Regions from separate parts of the Homo sapiens genome. Here region 2 is linked to region 1. Evidence: chromatin loops called from intact Hi-C (ENCODE). Cell type or tissue: dorsolateral prefrontal cortex. All regions are shown on one strand. Links, peaks and the distances in the headings refer to the core of each region. The heading gives the core; the rest is flanking DNA. Region 1 overlaps KCNIP3 (potassium voltage-gated channel interacting protein 3). Region 2 has its middle 9.6 kb from the start of PROM2.

The links. A loop is a pair of places that touch in the nucleus more often than their neighbours do. Peaks named below come from ENCODE experiments on the same cell type or tissue, not always from the same donor. Only the 100,000 strongest peaks of a DNase experiment are listed, where the experiment ranks them.
Region 2: a loop joins it to region 1, with 10 times the contacts of the local background. A loop is called at or near these places in 8 of 110 quality-filtered maps.

What each region holds. Positions count from the first base shown.
Region 1 is chr2:95,314,001-95,316,907 of GRCh38, forward strand. All of the region lies in intron 2 of KCNIP3 (potassium voltage-gated channel interacting protein 3), which reads left to right. Among named protein-coding and RNA genes, the nearest start is that of KCNIP3, 18 kb to the left of the region's middle. RefSeq lists an enhancer at 1,738-2,238. In dorsolateral prefrontal cortex, for the core only: a CTCF peak has its summit at 1,245 (motif pointing left); a DNase peak (open chromatin) is centred at 1,251; H3K4me3 peaks cover 1,040 bases; H3K27ac peaks cover 2,500 bases.
Region 2 is chr2:95,263,426-95,266,332 of GRCh38, forward strand. It overlaps a transcript of ZNF892 not described here. Among named protein-coding and RNA genes, the nearest start is that of PROM2, 9.6 kb to the right of the region's middle. RefSeq lists a silencer at 1,539-1,723. In dorsolateral prefrontal cortex, for the core only: a CTCF peak has its summit at 1,439; DNase peaks (open chromatin) are centred at 666 and 1,386; H3K27ac peaks cover 1,120 bases.

The DNA of each region.
Region 1 (2,907 bases), core at 269-2,768:
ATACTTACACACACGCATGCACATGCCCCTCCCCCAGAGAGAAGACCCACATCCTCCTCAGTCGCCGATGCATCCCAGGGAGATGCTCATTCTCCCCGGGGTGCCATGGCAACCCCACGTAAAATCATAAAGACACCACCACCAGTGCTCCTGGGAAAGAGGGGTAGCAGAAAGGCATCGGAACAAAAGGTGAGTTAACTCGTCTCTAATACGTAAAGATCTATAAACAGAATTTTCGCGTATTTGAAGATACAGGATACAATTGACATCATGAAGCATCAAGATACATGATATCAAAGTGAGATGTCAGATCAGTGCAAATTTTCAAGGATTTCTGAGAATTAACCCCTTTCCATGGGGTTGTAGTATGACATCTGTGGCCATCTTTAATCCACCACAAAGATGGATTAAAGATGGATTAAAGCCACAAAGATGTGGCTGAGTCCTTGGTGGAGTGATCCAAACCCCCATTCCTGAGGGATCTGAGTCCTGGGTGGTCCTGCCTCATTGGGGTTGCTAGAAGCCCCCACTGACTTTCATCACTGTAACTGGCAGTGTTGCTAGGCTCCCTGGAGAATTCACTGGATTTGAAGCAGAGTCCTCCCTGCTCCCCTCGATAATAGGGTCATTCACTGGCCGATGGCCCTTGATGCCAGTTGGTCTGAGTGGTGTGAGGGGCCCAGCATGGCCAGGCGGCCGTCCCAGCTTCCAGTTTAGCAGAACCCCTGCTGCCTCCTGCTGGGGACCCATTCTCCCATGGGAATTTAAAGCCTCTAATCCAGAGCCTGGAGTATTGGTGAGGAGCAGCAGAGGTGCGGTGAGCAGGCACTGGATGAGGGAGGGGCCTTTGCGTGTTTTCCCGGGCTCCGGGCTTGTTCTTCTGGCTGGGGGAGAGGCAGCACATCCAGCAGTGTCACTGGCACCCGACAGGGCAGCCCTGGAACCCGCAACGGCTGCCAGAACCAGTCTTCAGCGGGTCTCATCACTGTTCTGTGAGGCCAGCTGCCTCTGGGGGTGGGCACAGGACGGGGACGGGAGCCTGTGAGCCCTGGTCTTTGGTCACACCGCTCTATTCCGTGGTGAAATGAGTCTGTTGCTTGGGATCTATGGCGTGGAGGCACCGTGATGGGGGAGGTGCTGGCAGCACCAGGGCAGGCCAGAGGGAAGGTCACACCCAGAGTGACCATCACTCCCATGAGGATAATGGGAGCCCCAGAGTGATGGCAGGGATGCAGAGTGGCTGACCTGCCACCTGGTGGCTGGCTGGGCACTGAACTGCAGCTGCAGCCTGATCGGCCCAGGGAGAAGTTCTTTTATTGAATCTACGGTGTTTCGTTCTCAAGCAAATGCCAGAGGAGCCAGGAACAGAGGCTGTGAGGTGCACAGAGGGGACCACTGGCCCACCTGATCGTCCAGTGCCTCCTCGGCCCCAGCGCCCCTTGGAGGGCACTTGTGAAGCACTTGCTGTCCCACACTCCGGGTGGTTCCTCCCCAGGCCTCCCAGCCCTTACTCCCCCGATCCTGCCCCTCCACCTCCCTGACCCCTGAACTAATGGTTAACAGCCATCCATGAATCAGTGTAAACCTGTGCCTTCGGCCCTCTCTTCTTCAGACAATGTGGGCAACACATGTACCAGGAAGATGTCCCTTCTCCACGTCCTTCCCCTAGGTGGGCCTCAGTGTCACCTAGAGTTGGGGCCAACATTTCTTGCAGCTCTGTCTATAAGTCACCTCCGAAAGTTTTTCCTCCTCAGACGGCTTCGAGACCGTAGGGGGCGGGTGGGCTGTGGGGAAAGCGGCAATGCAGCAGGTACTGTGGGAGTCGCAGCCCCCGCAGGTACAGCCTCCCTGCGCCCTCCAGACCTGCCCTGCCTCGGGCCCCATCCACAGCACCTGGGCATGACGACAGAGCACTGTGTGCACATGCAGATACCAGTGGGGCTGGGCGAGAGGTTGATACTCGATTGCTGTTGGGTGTTTCGGGGCTCATGGCCACCTACTCTGTCTCTCTGTCTCTGTCTCTCTCACCATCAGGCGCTCCACCCCCACAGCAGCCCAGCAGTGGGAAGTTAGCTGAATGCCAACAGGAGAGATTTTTGGCATTGCTCAAAACCCAAGAGACCACAGATTTCCCCTCTGGGGGCCTGCCATGGCCCCGTAGAGCATTCCAACTTGCCTTAGACTCATCGTGTGTCATTGAATGTTCTGGGTCATTAGGCCCAAGGGGCAGCACTGCTTGTACTTGGCCTGCACCTGCGGAACAGCCTCTGAGCCGCACATTTAACTGTGGTGCACAGGAGGCCCGCCGGGCACCGCACCTTCCTTTACTGGCAGGGGTGCGAGGCGCAGCAGCTCGTCTTTCCCTCTGCAAGGGATCCCTTGGCTTGCCTGAACTTGCATATAACAGAAACCCCAAATAACAGTGGCTTGATCAAGACAGGTGCATCGGCTCCTATATGGGAAACATGGGGTGAGGCGGTGGCTGGCACTAGTTTGGCAGCTGGGGGACGTCAGTGTCAATGTCTTGGGTTCTTCTACCGTTCCCCTCACTGTGGCAATGTGGTTGCTTTGCAGCCCACACAGCCTCATTTCAGGCAACAGGAAGGAGAACCCAGGTGGAAGCGGAGAGTGGTGGTCCCCATGTCAGGAAGGCAGCACTCACAGAAGTCTCTGGAAGACAGATGCTTCCATTCCACTGGCCAGAGATAAGCTGCCCTCACTGCGAGGAAGGCAGGGGAATGGTGGAGTTTTCAGCTGGGCGCATTTCCATCTCCAACAGCATCTGAACCCTGCTGGTGAAACTCAGGAAGAATGAATACAGAACTGGCATTCTCAGCCACATGTGGCTTGCAGGGTTGTTTTGATGACTGAAGGCACTCACTGGCACCCAGAAAGACCTTAGCAAGC
Region 2 (2,907 bases), core at 205-2,704, 51 kb before region 1:
GAAGCCACTAAGCTTGTGGGGATTTCTTTCAGAAATAATAGAAAATGAATACAGAAACCTGATCACTTTCACATAAAATATTAAATTTTTGGCAAAATAACACATACATTTGGTAAAAAATAAAACAGTACAAAAAGAACTATACTGCAAAATCAGCAAAACCCTGCCCTGCCCTTGCTGCCTGCAATCCAACTTTCTTCTCTTAATTATTTTTTCTGATATTACCTCCATATCTCTAAAAAATGTTGCTGTATCTAGATTTGTGAACACAGACATTGCGTATTAACTTTCTATTATGAGAGAATCAAATGTAGCTCCTTCATCCTTTTTCATCACACTACAATTGCTTTAATATGTTTGTTTTTATTTTTTGTTTCTTTGGTTTTTTTTTTTTTTTTTTTTTTTTTTTTGAGAAAGTCTCGCTCTGTTGCCCAGGCTGGGGTGTAGTGGTGCCATCTTGGCTCACCGCAACCTCTGCCTCCCAGGTTCAAGCGATTATTGTGCCTCAACCTCCTGAGTAGCTGGGAATACAGGCATGCACCACCACACCCAGCTAATTTTTGTATTTTTACTAGAGGTGGGATTTCCCCACATTGGTCAGGTTGGTCTCCAACACCTGACCTCAGGTGATCTGCCCGCCTCGGCCTCCCAAAGTGCTAGGGTGTGTTACAGGTGTGAGCCACCGCACCCGGCCACAATTGCTATAATATGAATGAATTCCACCTCCAGTGTTGGCCTAACTCTTGCAGGTGTACTATGATTGCATCTCTTTTCTTAGTCCATGTTATAAAATTTCCCTGTTTGGTAACTTGCATAATTTACTAGACACATATCTTTATTTCCAATACTCCATCAGGCACCTTCTACAGAGTTTTCCTTTATTCTAGAATCCCTATCCCCAGGTATCCCTCTTTCCCTTCCATCCACACACACACACACACACACACACACTGCTCCTCTCCCACTCTAATCTGGTCTGGGTGGTCTCCAAGTTACGTAAACAGGTGGTTGTCATCCTGAGGTGTCTCTGCCTCTCTTTTGGCATTGATTCACTGTTTCCTGATTCCTGTATCTTTCTTATTCTTGGCTTGTGCCACCATTTTTGAGGAATACATCCTCTAGGAAGTTCTACAAAAAAGAATGCAGGATATATTAATGTTTTAGGTTCTTTAGGTCTAATATTGCCATCTTTATGCCACTGAAATGGTAATTTGGCTGGTTATAACAGTCTGAGGGAAGATCATGTGGCCTGTGCATTTGGAGGCCCTTGATCCACACTGTTCTGCATTTGGAAGCGCTGCTGCACTGTCTTCTGCACTGGGAAGTCGCTTATGCACCGTCTGACATATTAGGAAGGCACTGCTCTGCCGTCTCTGCATTTGGGGGCACTGTTCTGCTGTACTCGGCATTTGGATGTTACTGCTCACTGTACTCCAGCTGGAGGCACGGCTCCAACATTCTCTGCATTTGGAAGGAAACATTCCAGTGTTTTCTGCAGTGGGAAGCCCTTTTTCCATTCTTCTGTGGATGTGGAAGGCACTGCTCTGCTTGTGTGTTTGGGGGACACTGTTCTGCTGCTCTCTTCTTTACCATCATCTTCATCTGCAGGCACAAACCCTGTCTTCTGCTGCAGAGCCACTGCCTCCCTGCCCTTTGCAGGCTGAGGCACTGCTCCACAACTACTGCTTCCCTTTGGAGTCAATGCTCCCCTGTCATCTTCACTGACCTGGGACTGCTTGGCAGTCTTATGTATTTAAAGAGACAGCATTCCCTCTTTGCTCTGTATGTGGGAAGGCTCACAACCCACACTGTTGTATTGGGAGGCAGGGCTCCCATGCCCCTTGCACTTGGCTGTCTCTGCTGCTCTCTCACTTTCATCTGGAGTCACTGCTTCCCTGCCCAGTGCATTTGGAAGGCACAGCTGCCCTGTCCTCTGCCTTCGGTGGAACTGCCTCACTCCACTGTGCGCTTCCATGGGCCTGCCCCTTGTCCCCTGCATGTGGAAGGCACGGCTCCACTCTCCTCTACATTTGGAGGCATTTCACTGTGATCTGCCTTTGGGGACACCACTCCATTTACCCTGTGGTTTGGTTTGGATCTATGTCCCTTCCAAATCGCATATTGAAATGTAATCCCCAATGTTGGAGGTGGGGCCTGATGGGAGGACTGGATCATGGGGACATATCCTTCATGGATGGCTTAGTGCCGTCCCCTTGGTAATGAGTGAGTTTTTGCTGTGAGTTCACGCGAGATCTGGTTGTTTAAAGGTGTCTGGCACCTTCCCCTTCTCTCTCTTGCTCCCACTCTCGCCATGTGACCTGCCTGCTCCCCCTTTACCTTCCGCCAGGAGTGAAAGCTCTCTGAGTCCTCCCCAGAAGTTGAGCAAATGCTGGCACCCAGCTTTGTGTACAGCCCACAGAACCGTGGGCAAGTTACATCTCTTTTCTTTCTTTCTGTTTTTGAGGCAAAGTCTCACTCTGTCACCCAGGCTGGAGTGCAGTGGTGTGATCTCAGCTCACTGCAACCTCAACTTCCTGGGCTCAAATGATTCTCCTGCCTTAGCCTCCCGAGTAGCTGGGACTACAGGTGTGAAACACGATGCCTGGCTAATTTTTGTATTTTTAGTAGAGACGGGGTTTCACCATGTTGGCCAGGCTGGTCTCGAACTCCTGACCTTAAGTGATTGTCCTCCCAAAGTGCTGGGATTACAGGCGTGAGCCACCGTGCCCAGCCTCTTTTCTTTATAAATTGCTCAGTCTCAGGTATGCCTTTATGGCAATGCGAAAACAGCCTAACATAACCTGTGTCAGAGGCTCTGCCCACAGCCCTCCACATTTGGAGACATTGGAGCTCTTGTCCTCTGAGTTTATGTGGATGTCACTGATCCAATGTCGTCTGCATTTGGAG